2 separate regions of the Mus musculus genome follow, and region 2 is linked to region 1. The links are chromatin loops, found by intact Hi-C in ENCODE. Cell type or tissue: left cerebral cortex. All regions are shown on one strand.

The links. A loop is a pair of places that touch in the nucleus more often than their neighbours do. Peaks named below come from ENCODE experiments on the same cell type or tissue, not always from the same donor. Only the 100,000 strongest peaks of a DNase experiment are listed, where the experiment ranks them.
Region 2: a loop joins it to region 1, with 2.7 times the contacts of the local background. A loop is called at or near these places in 5 of 42 quality-filtered maps.

What each region holds. Positions count from the first base shown.
Region 1 is chr2:84,710,387-84,718,386 of GRCm38, reverse strand. It overlaps Zdhhc5 (zinc finger, DHHC domain containing 5), which reads left to right and starts at 3,223. Exons shown (of 12, transcript NM_144887.4): 1 at 3,223-3,404; 2 at 6,915-8,000. The coding sequence starts at 7,966. In left cerebral cortex, no CTCF peak of the experiment used is centred here; DNase peaks (open chromatin) are centred at 2,162, 2,346, 2,706, 3,022 and 1 more place; H3K4me3 peaks cover 2,910 bases; H3K27ac peaks cover 2,432 bases.
Region 2 is chr2:84,794,391-84,802,390 of GRCm38, reverse strand. Ube2l6 (ubiquitin-conjugating enzyme E2L 6) reads right to left here and starts at 3,563. Exons shown (of 4, transcript NM_019949.2): 1 at 3,459-3,563. The coding sequence starts at 3,485. In left cerebral cortex, CTCF peaks have their summits at 2,980, 3,925, 4,124 (motif pointing right) and 4,737 (motif pointing left); DNase peaks (open chromatin) are centred at 2,936, 3,657 and 4,108; H3K4me3 peaks cover 1,872 bases; H3K27ac peaks cover 1,295 bases.

The sequences.
Region 1 (8,000 bases):
AAGAGTATTTTAATGTGAAGAGGTTAAAAATGCATTAATTGCTGGGCAGTGGTGGCGCATGCCTTTAATCCCAGCACTTGGGAGGCAGAGACAAGCAGATTTCTGAGTTCAAGGCCAGCCTGGTCTACAAAGTGAGTTCCAGGACAGCCAAGACTATACAGAGAAACCCTGTCTCGAAAAACCAAAAAAAAAAAAAAAAAAAAAAGCATTTATTGCTACAATGCCAAAAGAAAGTATTCTTTTTGCTAAGTTGACCTGTGACACTGGTTGGCAATTTATAATCATGAGAAAATTCAAGGGAAGAGAGGATTTGAAAAAGCATAATGACACTAGAGAAAAAGCGTTAGGTATTATTTGATATATTTGTCAAAGTAATTTATTTCAAATATGATGATCTGGATAATTAATACATTGTTTTAGTCTTCATTTTACTCTGGACTATTTTTCAGAAGTCATCTTATTAAAAAAAGAAAAATGGAATCCTTGTTATGCCTTGGTGTCTTTGCTCCTTTGTGGGTTCTTTTTTGCCACCTTCATTCCCCACCCCTCCCACCCCCCAGTTTCACCTCCTATCACTAGATAGGATAGAAAGGACAGAGAGAGAGAGAGAATCTTAATTTCTTTTTTCTTTCGTTTCTTCTTTGAGCACTACTACTAACAAACCACAACCTGAATGACCAACAACCACCAATACCAGGGCGCTAGCATTTATATACCCTCTGAAAAGTTCCTAGAATTCCAAACATCACACAATCACAGAAACTGTCTGGAGCTGGCAAAACCATGCCTCTGATAATGCACTGGGCAGTCAGTCAGCTGCTGGAGAGAGTCCAAAGCAGCACCTTATTCCTACATCTGGAATTAAAAGGAAAACACAGTCTTATATTTTTGTGTTTTTTAAAGAAACCAAAATCCAGCAGGGCGCGGTAGCAGAGGCAGGCAGATTTCTGAGTTTGGGGCCAGCCTGGTCTACAAAGTGAGTTCCAGGACAGCCAAGAGTATACAGAGAAACCCTGTCTCAACCCTCCCCACCCTCCAAAAAAAAAGAAACCAAAATCTAAAATTGTCACTATATCTTGGGACAGTGATTATGCTTCTGCTAGTGCTCATCCAGCTAAAATTAGGCTGACAATCCAGTAGTCTAATGTCCCTAGTGACCCTGAGGTATTCAGTACCTCTGGTTGGATGATGGAACCCTTTTTCCATTTAGTATGCTCTGGCCAAAAGACATGATGATTCACACAGGTCTTTGTAGAAAAATTGGGTTGGCAGGATGGGTCAGTGGGTGAAAGGACTTCCTAGGCGTGACTGACAACTTGAGCTCCTATCTGTAAGCCAAGAGAGAACCAACACCCAAAAGCTGCCTGAACTCTGTCTGCCTTCTCTCTCTCTCTCTCTCTCTCTCTCTCTCTCTCTCTCTCTCTCTCTCTGTCTCAAACAAATAGTTTTCCTATTTAAAAAGGTAGGAAAATCAAGAATGCTTCACTTGTTAAGTAGAGAAAATAAAGCTTTAAAATCCTAGAGAAATAAATGAAATTTGACCCATCTTAAGGAAACATTATTTTATAGGCAGAATATACTTGATAGGGTAAATGTTGTACCTCCAAATAATACTTTAAAATTATTCATAATGCTGAAGATTTTTAAAAATTCTCTCCTTAGACCGCTCTATTGGCCGTGCTACCTACTTCCTCCATGTGTGATGTGTGAGCCACAGCCCAGGCCATACCACCATTCTGCCATGGTCTGAGAATTTACCCCACAGACGTCTTCGCCAACGGATTTTTCAAAATAAAGTTCCACTCCTTAAAACATGTATGCTCGTAACGGTTCCAATAAACGCTGCATTTAAGCCAGTAGTAAAAATGATAAGGGATAAGACTAGAGTCTAAAGAAAAAAGGGTAGATTTTTTTTTTTCTTTTCTTTAACTGGATGCCTAAGGCTGAAGTGTCAAAGTTAAATCAGTAACATTTGAAGTGAAGTCAAGGAAACAATGACAGGACTTGGAAATAACCCTGAACGAGACCTTCGCTTCAGGGAAGCGGCTCGGGGATATCTTTTTGAAGGGCTGTTATGTAACAGAGCTCCTTTACAAATGAGAGGTGGCCTGAAGCTGTAAGAGGAGAGCCCTATGGCAAAGCCACCGGGTCCACAGCCGTCTCGGCTTAATTAGGGCAAAATGTAGTGCCGCGATCTTCGGAGAGTTAGCCAGCAGCTCGCCAGGGACAGGAGCTATTCTAGAAAGACTTTTCTTTTCAGCCTGCTTTCTCAAATTGGGTGAGGTCAGGGCGCCCATTCCTCGTGTAGTCGTGGAGGTGTCTACGCCTCGCACCGCGCACTCCCAGTGCTTCACTCCATCGGCAAGCACTGTAAATCTAGGGATAGCAGCCGAGCTCCTTCATCTAACCCAGCCTTGGACAGAACCCTCTCCTCAGACTGTTCAATGGGCCGTGCGCCTCCTTCCTCCATAGGTGAGGCCATACCACCACTCAGGAATTCTGCCACGGTCTGAGAATTTACCCCACTGACGCTTTCGCCAACGGATTGTTTTAAATAAAGTTTCAGTCCTTAAAGAAAAAAAAAAAAAAAAAAAGTGTGTGTGTTGGAGGGGCTGCCCGACCGAATCCTCACACCAATGAATGAAGAGGCAAGGAAGGAAGCCGGAAAGGCTTAACGGTGATTGGCTATCGTAGATGCTTTTCAGGACTGTACCAGGCCAACTCGGAGGAGGCTGGTGAACTAAGAAAGGGCATCTGCTTGTTTTTGAGCACTTCCGGTACATACGTAGAATTTTTTTTGCTTAAAAGTTTTTCTTGACTACACTACAAATGGGAAAGCGGACAAAATAAGAGAAAGATCTCGCCAGACCAGTTCCTCGTCCCCAAACCGGCGCAGTTCGCCATGTCCCCTCTCCCGACCATCCAGCCAGACACGACGGCCAGGCGCGCGCGCTCCCGTGTCACTACGTGTTTGCGGCGCCGTGCCCCTGCAGCCAATCAGAAGGCGAGGTCGCCGCGGTCGCCCGCGGTCGCGCGCACGCTCTAGAGCGCCGTGGGGGCGGGGGTTAGGGGGTGAATGGAAGAGTGAACGGGGGCGGGCTCGGCGGCGCGAGCCGCATGAATGAGAAGAACGTGCCCCGCGAGAGACGTCGCCCGCGCCCGCGCCCGCGCCCGGGAGCCAATGGGAACGTCGTGAGGCTACAGACCGGAGGCTGAGGGCAGCGGCCGCGCGCCGGCCGCACAGAGGCGAGCGTCGGCCGTCGGGAGCGCGCGGCGGCGGGGCGGGCGTGGAGCGTGCGGGGGCCGCGCGCTGCCTCTCAGAGGCCAGACGGCACTGCTGGGAGGCGGCGGCGACAACGACGGCGGTGACAACGACGGCGGCGGTGACGGGCGCCGCGCCGGGGGTGAGTACCGGGGACGCTGGCCCCTGCGGAACCGGAAGTGCTGGGCTAGTGAGGTGGGAGGGGAGAGTGACCTCTAGGGAAGGGGGACCGCGGAGGGGAGGAGGTTAAGGCCCTACCCCTCCTCGGGCTGTACGGGCCCCGAAACGGACGCCCGCAGACTAAGAGAGCCGCGGCCGCCCGCCGGGGCTTGGACCCGGTTGGTGCCCGGCTGCCCAGTTGCGGAGCCGCCGCCCCTTCCTTCCCCGGCCCGCGGTTCTCTCAGCTCCGGCGGGCCCTGCGCGCGGTGGATTCCGTGTTTTCTGGGCCAGGGGTAGTCAGTCCTGCCCCCGGTGATGACTCCCACTGCTCCAGCTGCCGGCCGGGGACTGTACTCCTTTTACCGCTCCGCGGTTCAGGCCCCTCGCCCTACACTCCACTGGTCCTTATTTTGGTTAGAGCTTCGTCCTGTGGTTACCTGTTCTTTCTCCCATCCATCGGCTGCTTCTCCCTACCCCCCACCAGCCAGGTGCTCCATGCTTTTATGCTTTTAGTACTTTGTACTTTATTTTACAAGTAGGGCTTGAATGTATCTGACAGTATTTTATCACTAGCCGTCTATTCCTGGGGAAGTTTAAAGTTCCTTAACCAGTTGGCCAAATGAAACCACTAAAACGAGAAACAAGAAAGTGACTAAAGTTATTAGAAGTAGTCGTAGAATAGATACATGTTACATTGCAGACCATTTTTGTCCTCTTGGGTTTACTTCCTGGTTAATGCCATCTTGTCCAGGATAATCTTAGGTTAGATCTCCATCCTTTTATCCCAGTGTGAGCCTGCTTTGTATCAGACAGATCTGTCCGGTGCTCATGAATGCATACAAATTCATCTAGTGTTTGTAAGAATTCTATCGCCAGGTACTTGGGCACCTACGTCGATCTGTAATAATACTCTTTTTAAACTTCTTCTTGGATCTTTCCTTCATAGCATGTATTCATTCTTCTATATGACATCTCCATTTCTATATATTCAAATTTAGTGTTCTGTGCTATAAGGTTTGGTTATTTTAACAAATAATACATGTGCTGTCCACTGCACTGCTCCAAAGGAACTACTTATATCAAACCTTATGAAAGTCTTCAAACTACACATCTTGAATTGTTTGTTGTTGTTTTGAGACAGGATCTCTGTACATAACTGTTGCTGCCCTGGAATTCACTTTGTAAGACCAAGCTGATTTCTAACTCAGAGTTCTGACTTCCTGTGCCTCCCAAGTGCTGGGATTGAGGTCGAGAGCTACCACACCTGGCTCTGTATTGTTTGTTTTATACATACATATTTTCACTCAGTGATTTTTTTCCCCCTCAGTCAGCATGTGTCACGAACATTCTTGTCCACTTTAGTGATACTGTTGTGGATACACCAGCTTGTGACTGATGAACCACACTCGCCTTTCCGGTTTCGTCCCTTCTCTTTCTGCACCACATTCCTTTGATAAGACTTGGTGTGTTGATATTTATACCCAATAAATTATTTTATCTTGTCCCTTCTAATATCTATCTTAACATTTCAGACGATGGTCTCATTTATATTTCAGTATGCGGTTCCATAATTGCATGTACTGTACCGTGGCAGAATTAGTCTGTGTGGCTTTCGTCCTGTAGTAAATGTGACCTGCAATAGTATAGGATTCACTTTACGTAATAGTTAGGTAATTTTCCTTTTATCTTTGGAGTTTTGAGGGAAACGGTTCCTTTAATAATACTGTCTACAAATCAAATTTGCTTGTTCCAGTTGATAAAGATATTTAGGCCTAAAGTCAGGAAACAGAAATAAGCATAAAATCAGGACTAAATAGGATCTGGTTTTTAGTTGGACCATAGAAACTTAATGGAATCTTTGGGCCTTCTTTCTAATGTTACTTAACCCTCCCCCCTCCCTCCCTCCTTCCCCCCTCTCTCCCATCTTATTTATTTATTAAATTTTTCTTTTGGGACAAAGTCTTACTATGTAGCCCTTGCTGGCCTGGAAGCTATGCATACCAGGATGGCTTGGAGAGATCCACCTGCCTCTGCTTTTCTTTTTCTTTCTTTCTTTCTTTCTTTCTTTTTTTTTTTTTTTTTTTTCCCCAAGACAGGGTTTCTCTGTATAGCTCTGGCTGTCCTGGAACTCATTCTGTAGACCAGGTTGACCTCGAATTCTAGAAATCCGCCTGCCTCTTCCTTCCAAGCGCTGGGATTAAAGGTGTGCGCCACCACGCCTGGCTCTGCCTCTGTTTCTTGAGTGCGGAGATTAAAGGCATTCACCACCACAACCGAGTGGTGACAGTAGCAGGCTCCTTTGCCTTCTCTGTCTTAGGTAAGAACAGAAGTGATAAATTCCAGAACACATTTGTATTTCATTGTCTGGGGTGTTCGCTGTTTTATGTTTTAATAGCTGCTATTGTTATCAAGTAGTATACAACTTGTTGGGGAATAGCACTGCTTTCATTTGAAATTCTAACTTAAGCAGAAACCTTGGTCTGTAGATTCCAAGGTATCATTAGGCATGTAGTGTGGTAGAAAGGGTCTATGTCAGCAATTATACTCTTGGGTTAGGAACCTGGCTACCCAAGTGATTCAGTGGAATGGCCCCAGGCATTCTCTAGCCTTCAATTTTATAAAATAGGATAAGGGACTTTGTCACCAGATAATGTGAGTAAAGTGCTTTGAGATCACCAGATGAAAAGCATCCTGTAAAATTAAGGTGCTCGTGTTGTTTTGTTACTGTGATCAACAGAAATAATTGCTACTCTACTCATACTGAATTAGGAGGAGTTTAGTTTGCCTCCGAATAGGCCAGTGTTAGGAATTAAAAACTATTGAATTTGGAGGAAAAGAACCAATCCTTGTGTTGAACCTAGTCTCATAGAGAATATTTCACCTTTTGGTGCAAGATCAATTTTTTTTTTTTTTTTTTTTTTTTTTTTTTTTTTTTTTTTTTGCTTAGGACCCTTAATAGATGATTCCAAAAGTCCAAAAATTGAATTTCTGCCTCTTTGGTGTTGTAGCTAAAAGCCATAGGCATAGAAAGAGGCACACAAAAAAAGGAAATGATAGTTGCTGTCCTATTTTTAAGCTTCCTTGCTTTATTATAGGAATAAATATCCTCTTTGTCCAAAGAGAAAAATCTGTTTTAGCAGTGCCCTTCACTCCTGTGCCCTTGTTTGCTTTTAGATTTTTATATTCTTGATATGTTTTGTTACTGTACTTCTGTCAAGAGAGATGGTCTTTTAAGAGCTAGTCTTTGGATGACTTTAGGTCAGATAAGACTAGGTTCTCCTTCCAATCAGAATAGCCCTTAAAAAGGTGAAGGACTCAGAATGTATTTTCCACTCCATTTAGAGTTTATTCTCACATACATAGAAATGAATTGGAAAATGGTCTTTCTTTCAAAAAGCACTTTGTAACAATGACCTGTAGAGTTTTAGCCTTGGTGTTCTTAAGAAATACCATGAAAGCATTTTTTTGATAAAGATAATTTGGTTTTCCCCAGGTAAAGCACCATATCCCATCTGCATCCAGGAAGCCCAAGATTGAAGACAAAAGATCAGAGACATTGACTAACCTGGAAACAGGGACATCTTTGGAACTTTATCTACAGTAATCTTTTAAACTGTCATCAGGTGAAATCAACTTCATCTTATTCTGCTTATTGAAAAGGACATGGCTTCTTCAAGGATTTTAAATTTCCTTTTAGTTTTTTGTGAACTTTATGGGAAACAGAGCCCTTAAAAGGCTTGGGAATAACAAGAAGAGATTGAAAACAGGCAATACTGCTGTCTGTTTTTTTCTCCCCATTCAAAGAAAAGGATTTACAACTCAACCCTGTAACAGCTGTTATCCAACTTTGTCCATCAAGAGAGACATAAATAAAATTAAATCACCATTGCCAGCCAGCCAGCCCTGGTGAAGTTAAGGTGTGAGAGTGGTGGCATTGAGAAGACGGCCGGAAAGAGACGAGGACTGCAGTTAAAATAAATCAGCTTCTCTTTAAGCTGGAAGAGACCCCAAGTTCCTTCTCGGATTAAACTAGAAACCCAGGGCACACCTTTTAGGTGCTGCTCCTAGTGTGGTGTTGTGGAGGGGCTCTTGTATCTCCTCAGAAGAGTTAAAGCTTCCTGCCCTCCCCACCCCCTGATACTTCTGTCCTCCCTTTTGAAGACCTGCCTTCATCCATGAGCTATACCTTGATCTGCCTGACTCTGCATGGTTTCCACCTGCAACTGTTTGCATGCATACAGCCTACTGTTTGTCTTCACGTTTTAAACTGTACAAGTTGTGTTTCTTAATCTCCTTTTCTGCTCTATTCTGGGGAGGTGGTTTTTAATCAGTTGAAATCACCTTTCCCCCTCCCATGTGCTTTCCTTCATTTGAGATCTTTTGACCTTCATTTTTATTTGGGAGGGGGAAGGGTGATAATTATACATTTTCTGTTTTCCCCAGTTTCTTTCCTCTCTGTTTCCCTCATCCCATTTTCTTGTCTGTTCTGCCGCTGTGTGGGCCTGGGCTATGCGGCAGGGCACATCTTTCATCAGAGCTCCAACATGCCCGCAGAGTCTGGAAAGAGGTTCAAACCCAG
Region 2 (8,000 bases), 84 kb before region 1:
CACTGGCAGAATGAACGGCAGAGACATCACGCATCCATCATCACCACCACCTTAGGGTGATCCAGGCTTCCCAGGTGAGAAACTGCACATCACCCATGGTAACTAGGGGACGAGAAGTGACACACCTTCTCAGAAATGTGGCTTAATCACCAGAGATCCCTGAGTTCTCTCAAGAGCAGTCTACTGAACATCGCTGGCTGACCCTTGACTAAGACAGAGTGCAGCCTCAAGAACGCCTTTGGAGTAATGGAGGGAACGAATCCAAGGCCATGAATAGTGTGAATGGCACATAACCAGGAAGGAGGAGAGTGGGAACACTCCACAGAGACTGTGTGCTGTGCTCAGAGATGGCTCTTGAAGAGTAGGTAGGAGCCCACCAGGCAGAAAAACAGGGAGCAAAGACAGAGAGCCCAGACAGGACAAGCATGTGCAGGTCCCCATGGAACACTAATAGCTACTATAGGAAAAGGGCTTTATGGCTAAGAACATTTGGGAAAGCTGAGTTAAATGGCTTCTTCACTGCAGAGCAACTCAAAGGTTTTGGGTTTGGTTTGGTTTGGTTTGGTTTGGTTATTGCAGTAGTGGAGATGGGACCAAGGACCTTGAGCAAGATAGGTGGTGCCCTACACCACACTCCCAGCACACTCAGGGTCCCCATTATACCATGGTGCATCTGACCAAGGGACCTCACCCACAGGACTCCAGTTCTTCTCATTTTGAGAAGGGGGTGGTGGTTTGAAAAACAGTCACATATTCAAGGCAACGCTGGGGACAATGAATAGATACAAACTAGTGGTTCTGATCCAGGGATGTGTTTACCTATCAGGACGCCTTTGCCAATATCTAGAAACGTTTTCTATTGTCACAGATGGGGTGAGTGCTGCCACAACCCAGCGGGTAAAGTCCACGCTGATGAAACATCCTAGCTACAGAGAATGATCTGGTCCCAAATGTCAACAGAGAGAAAGTTGAGAAAGGCCTGTGTACATGCAGGTAGAAAGTTCCCCTAAGCCAGGGGCTTGGGGGTGGGGTCCTTCACTGCTGTGCATCATCTGTACTCTGACCCCCAAGTATATAAGCACGCCACACTCCCATTCATCACTAAACCCATCTTCCATATGTAATCACACTAACAAATGGCTTCTCATGCCTTCTACCTACAGCCATGACCATTCATTGCCTATTCTATCTTACCACAAGCATAACCCATGCCATAGCTTGGGCAAGAACAAAGGCTTAGGTATAACATAGATCTTGAATGGACATTTTTCTGGGCTGAAGATGCAGCTCAGTTGGTAGAGTGTTTGTCTAGCGTGCACAAAACCCTGGGTTCAATCCTCAGCACTGTACAACACTTGATAAAGCAGTGCACATCCATGATCCCATGTCTTAGGGAATGAGATGGAGGCATAAGAATCCTGAAATTAAGCTGGTGAGATGGCTCAGTGGGGAGGTGCACTTGTTGATCTTCCAGAGGACTTGGGTTCAATTCCCAGCACCCACATGGTGACTGATGACTGTCTCTAGCCCCAGTTCCAGAAGATCTAATGCTCTCATTTGCTTCTGCTAGGCATGCAGGTAGTTAACAGATATATATGCAGGCAGGACATCCATACACATAAAATTAAATTAAATGATTTTTTAAAAATTAAAGGCCATTGTTAGCTGCATATCAAGTTTAAGACCAATCTGAACAACACAAAATGGTATTAAAAAAAAGTACCGAAGGGAAATTTTCTCTCTTAACACTTGAATTTTCTGTGTTTTGATGAATTCTGACGAACTTTCCATGATTGCTGAAACCCACACCAGTGCACACAGCTCCTCCCAAAGCCAGCTAGTAAGTCACCTGACTTAGGAGAAATGAAAGTGAAGGCAAACAGGCAGGAAAAGCCCTGTGAGTTAGACTCTTATCAGTCTGGGCTCAAATTCCAGCCCCATTACTTCTGCAGAATATCACTGGCCAGCCACGTTACTCTCCCTGATGTCTCAGTTTCCTCTTCCATGAAATGGGAAGACACAGTTATCTCACAGTTGTTCTAAGAGTTAAATAAAACAAACTGCCTGGTGCTGACAATTCCGGAGCAACAAAAGCCAGTCTACCTTTTAGCGTTGAGGTAGCAAATTACCCTTTGCCCCATTTAGTACCAGCCTAAAACCAACAAAGTTTAGTTCTGTTTTGGGTCTGCTCTGGACTTCTCCATCTCAAAAGAATTTTCTTTTTGAAAGATGAGGCCAGCTGGGTGGCACACGCCTTTAATCCCAGCACTGGGGAGGCAGAGGCAGGCGGATTTCTGAGTTCGAGGCCAGCCTGGTCTACAAAGTGAGTTCCAGGACAGCCAGGGAAACCCTGTCTCGGAAAGAAAGAAGGAAAGAAAGAAAGAAAGAAAGAAAGAAAGAAAGAAAGAAAGAAAGAAAGAAAGAAAGAAAGAAAGAAAGGGAGAGAGAGAGAGAGAGAGAGAGAGAGAGAGAGAGAGAGAGAGAGAGAGAGAGAAACATGAGGCCAGCAACCATCCCTTCTGTCTCCTGAGGAAGCCTTCCCCTCAATTCTGCAGACTAGAGGAGCACTTCGGGGAGACTCAAAGCCTAGCGGTACCAGCCCTGGCTCACGAGCATTTCTCCTCCACGATCTCTAATCCTGGCTCCATTCAGCGGTCTAGACATTCCTAAGGAAACTGCCCTTTTTTCATTCTTTCAGATAGTACCAAATAGTGTCTCATAGAAATGAACGTTCAAACGGAACAAGATTTCTGTTCCTTTTCTGCTCCTGCTGCCTGGCACTGGGCTAGTACAAAGTAGGCGTTTAGTAGCTGGAGCAGGACTGCATACAAATAACCTACTCAGAGCATAAATTGTTACTTCTCATCCAGGAACTAGTCTGTACGTTTTATTTCACGGTCTGTCCATTCACCACCCCACCGCCCAACATCACTCTTCTGTGGCCTCGGGTAATGTAGGTATCAAATTATGGGTGTATCCACTAGGCGGAGCAACAGAGCCCTTCCTGTGCCTTAGATAAGTTCCACTAATAAATTTCCAGCAGAAATTGAAAATGAAACCAGTTTGGAAAGCCCAATACATTGGAAACCATTTGGAAAGACCAGTTCATTCTCGTGGCCAGTACAGCTGATGACAACTTTTTTTGAAGCTGATGACAACTTTTTTTTCCAGACCTTCTCAATCAGGCCCCCTCCCTTCCTCCTCTCTTTCTCCCTCCTTCTCGCGCGCGCGCGCGCGCACACACACACACACACACACACACACACACACACCGCGCCTTTCTCCTCCCATTTCTCCATTGGGAAAAGGTGAGGATACCTGAGTTTCAGCCAGCCCTGGTACCCAAATAACAAAAAAAGCTCAGAGAGCAAGGGGGCAGGGGAGGGTTAGGGCAGGGCGGAAAGGTTAGGGCAGGGCGGGAAGGGGCACAAGGAAAGGGTCATCCTACATAGGCTTACTTTCGCCACTCGCTTGCTGGCCATCATCTCGGGTTGGAGCGTGGGGCACCAGCAGATTCCAGCAGGACACCGCTCTCTGAACTGCAGCTCCCGAGCCCCGCCCACGCTCCACTCCACCCACACCGACTCTAGCTGCAAAGACCTGCTCCCCACCCCTTTGGTGGATATCTGGAGGCTGCAGTCGAGTGCCCAGCTTGGCGATCTCGTATCTCAGCAACTCATGCTCCTTGCAGATCAGAGACTACGTCGGTGGAGCGCACTGCTCCTCTTGGTTCCTGCATCTTGCGGGGTACATCTCGTAGAAGCCAGGATGGGATTCATCTCCAGCCTCTGTCAGCTCCCCGGACGCTGAGAGCAAACTCGCCCAAAGCACAGATGAGATACTCTTGATGCAAAGTAGCTCCGGGGCAGGGCTCTCTGCGACCTCCGCAATGGAATTGTGAACCTACCACCTCTAAAGAAAGTCTCAGAATCCTGGGCCAAGTCACTTTGCCTTTGTGGGTTCAGTGCTCCGTTCTAAAAGAGAGTGGGGGGGGGGGGGTCAGTATAGACTTTATGTCCTCCGAGGACCGCTCCCTGAGTGGTACAGTCCAGCAGATGGGCAGAAACGCAGCGATGCTTCTTTTAGGTTGCTTGGTGCCCGAGCACCACTAGAGGACGCTGTTGGACTCATTCGCTTTTATTTTGGGCGTTCTGTGTTTTACTCTACTGAACACATAGAAAGTGTCTGCTGTGTGGCAATTTGGGAAAACGATGGGTGGCTGAAGCCTCGAGATAGATTTCAGGAGCCTATTATATTTTATCACCAACTGATTACAAACTATGGAACTACTGTGTGTCCAAATGAACAGCCAAGAAGTCTCTAGCCCTCTGCGCAAGAGTAAAGACCCCCCTCATCCCAGCTCAAGTCGAGGCCAAGGTGTAATAGCAGCCCCCAGCCTCTGGAAGAAGTTCTAGAGTTAGAAGGGAATCCACCTACCTGCCTCACCCATTCCAGCCCAGAAATTAGCATATTTTGAAGCCCAAGATTTTGACCCAGTAGGTCACATGATTTTTATTTTCCTGTCCAGGAACCAAATATCTGCTCTGCTTACATATAGGATGTGCTTGAAAAATGATTCTGGGGCTGGAGAGATGGCTCAGCAGTTAAGAGCATTGACTGCTATTACAGAGGTACTGAATTCAAATCCCAGTAACCACATGGTGGCTCACAACCATCTGAAATGAGATCTGACGCCCTCTTCTGGTGTGTCTGAAGACAGCTACAGTGTACTTACATATAGTAAATAAAGTAAATCTTGAAAAAGAAAAAAAGATTCTGGGTTCTTTTTTCAGTTCAATAACTTTAACCAGATACCTTCTAAATGCCAGCAATAAGCAGGACACCATCAGCAATCCCTAAATATAGTTTGGAGATAAGGGCATTTGAACCCATTTCTGGTTAGTAGTCTTAGTTAACACCAAGTGCCAGGTACTATCGATGGAACACATCAGATGGAGAAATTGTGGTGTTTGTCCTCTGAGGGGCTCTCAAGCAGTTGAAACACAGAGAGAAAATTTCCCTTCAGTATTTTTTACTTATTTATTTATTTATTTATTTATTTTCTATATATGAATAAATTGTAGCTATCTTCAGACACACCAGAAGAGGGCACCAGATCTCATTACAGATGGTTGTGAGCCACCATGTGGTTGCTGGGAATTGAACTTAGGACCTCTGGAAGAGCAGTCAGTGCTCTTAACAATTGAGCCATCTCTCCAGCCCCAGTATTTTTTTTTTAAATACCATTTTGTGTTGTTCAGATTGGTCTTAAACTTGATATGCAGCTAACAATGGCCTTTAATTTTTTAAAAATCATTTAATTTAATTTTATGTGTATGGATTCCTGCCTGCATATATATCTGTTAACTACCTGCATGCCTAGCAGAAGCAAATGAGAGCATTAGATCTTCTGGAACTGGGGCTAGAGACAGTCATCAGTCACCATGTGGGTGCTGGGAATTGAACCCAAGTCCTCTGGTCCTCTGGAAGATCAACAAGTGCACCTCCCCACTGAGCCATCTCACCAGCTGAACCTTTAATTTCAGGATTCTTATGCCTCCGTCTCATACCCTAAGACATGGGATCATGGATGTGCACTGCTTTATCAAGTGTTGTGCAGTGCTGAGGATTGAACCCAGGGTTTTGTGCACGCTAGACAAACACTCTACCAACTGAGCTGCATCTTCAGCCCAGAAAAATGTCCATTCAAGATCTGTGTTATACCTAAGCCTTTGTTCTTGCCCAAGCTATGGCATGGGTTATGCTTGTGGTAAGATAGAATAGGCAATGAATGGTCATGGCTGTAGGTAGAAGGCATGAGAAGCCATTTGTTAGTGTGATTACATATGGAAGATGGGTTTAGTGATGAAAGGGAGTGTGGGGTGCTTATATACTTGGGGGACAGAGTACAGATGATGCACAGCAGTGAAGGACCCCACTCCCAAGCCCCTGGCTTAGGGGAACTTTCTACCTGCGTGTACACAGGCCTTTCTCAACTTTCTCTCTGTTGACATTTGGGACCTGATCATTCTCTGTAGCTAGGATGTTTCATCAGCGTGGACTTTACCCGCTGGGTTGTGGCAGCACTCACCCCATCTGTGACAATAGAAAACGTTTCTAGATATTGGCAAAGGCGTCCTGATAGGTAAACACATCCCTGGATCAGAACCACTAGTTTGTATCTATTCATTGTCCCCAGAGTTGCCTTGAATATGTGACTGTTTTTCAAACCACCACCACCTTCTCAAAATGAGAATGATTCCGGAGCAACAAAAGCCAGTCTACCTTTAGCGTTGAGGTGTGTAGTTCTTTGAGTATGTAGTCCTGACTGGCCTGGAACTTGTTGGTGAACCAGGCTGACCTAGAACTCAGAGATCTGCCTGCCTCTGCCTACCAAGTGGTGGGATTAAAGGTGTGTGGCACTGTGGGAACTAAAAGGGGGACAGGGAAAAGAGGGGAGAGGGAGGATAGCCCATGCCTGGCCAGAGTTCCTCCTATGCTCTGAGGAGGAGGACGCAGGAGGGCAGCCAGATGCTTTCCACTTGGCCCTGAAAGAAAGAAAACTAAATTCAAGATTTCAAAACCCTAGCCAGAAAGTTTATTCAAGGTCCATGACTCATGTGGCTTGCTAGATAGGAGGGCTTTTTGGGCCTAGAGCAAAGAACAAAGGCTGTAAAGTCATCCCAGGAACCAACTAGCCATAAAGATAGGGAAGACATACAAGAATGTCCGGACTGGCCTGGCGCCTCCCTATCTCCCGCCCTTCTGACCTGAGTTAAATGATAACCAGATGCTCTGCTGTTATCTCAATCTGTGTGTACAGTCTGCCGATGTTTAAATGAACCAATCATGTGAAACCGTGCCTCCCCCAGACCCAGACCCTTTTCTATAAAAAACCCCAGCCACGTAGTCAAATCCACTGTCTCCTGCGTGAGATATGTTTCAACCCAGAGCTCCACCATTAAACTACCTCATGTATTTACATCAAGATGGTCTTTTCATGATTCTTTGGGTGCACACCGGGAATTGAGTGGGGGTTTCCCCACTAGGTTCTTTTAGCCCCAGGTGGGCATCTAAACCACCGACCCCACTCAACGAGGGGTAGACAAGGGGCAGCCCCCGGGGCCCCTGGGGTTATGGGAGAGAGGTTCCCACGCAGGCAAGAGTAAGAGCAGCAGGCCTTGATGAACAGAGACAGTCTATGGTTTTAGAGCTTTATTGTAGTAAGGCAGGGGGAAAGAGAGAAGGTAAAAGAGAGAGAGAGACTGACCATGGCCAAGAGGATAGAAGGGGGAAAAGGAGAGAGAGAGAAGAAAGGCTAGAGAGTAAGAGGGAGAGAGGGTAAGAGGGAGAGAAGAGAGGAGAGGAGAGGACAAGGAGAGAGAGAGGGGAGAGTAAGGGGAGTAAGAGCAAGAGAGTGAGGTGGGGCCAAGTTGCCACTCTTATGGTCTGCTGTTATCTTTACTGTTGCTCGGTAACTAGGGAGGAGTTTAGCCTGAAGGTCAGAAGCTTGGGACATTGTCTACGTGAATAAAATCCATGCTTCTCCTGTGGGGGCTGTGGGGGTCAATAACTTCGACAGGAGCCAGGGTTCCAGGAGATATGAGGGAACTCCTTCCATCCCATGTAGGTGAATTATCACCACCGGGTCCCAGGGTTCAGACCTCAACTCGACTGGAAACCAGACTGTCTGTGTATAGCCCAATGCCCAACATACCTCCACACTCAGCAGTTTAGCCTCTGAATTTTTAATGATAATCACATAATGAATCAGTCAGTTCTGGAGGAGGAGAGGAAGAGGAGACTCACTTGATCTCCTTGTGGAGGCAGGGCAAAGGCTTCCTTGATGACAGAATCAAAGTGAGAGAGCCGGAAGAGTTATTTCCACAAGAGCATGGGAGGAAGGTGTTGGAAATAAAAAGGAAGGAACAACATTTTCAGTAAAGTGACAGGGTGTTAGTGAAAGACCCCCAAAGAGGGGAGACCCTCACTCAAGTCTC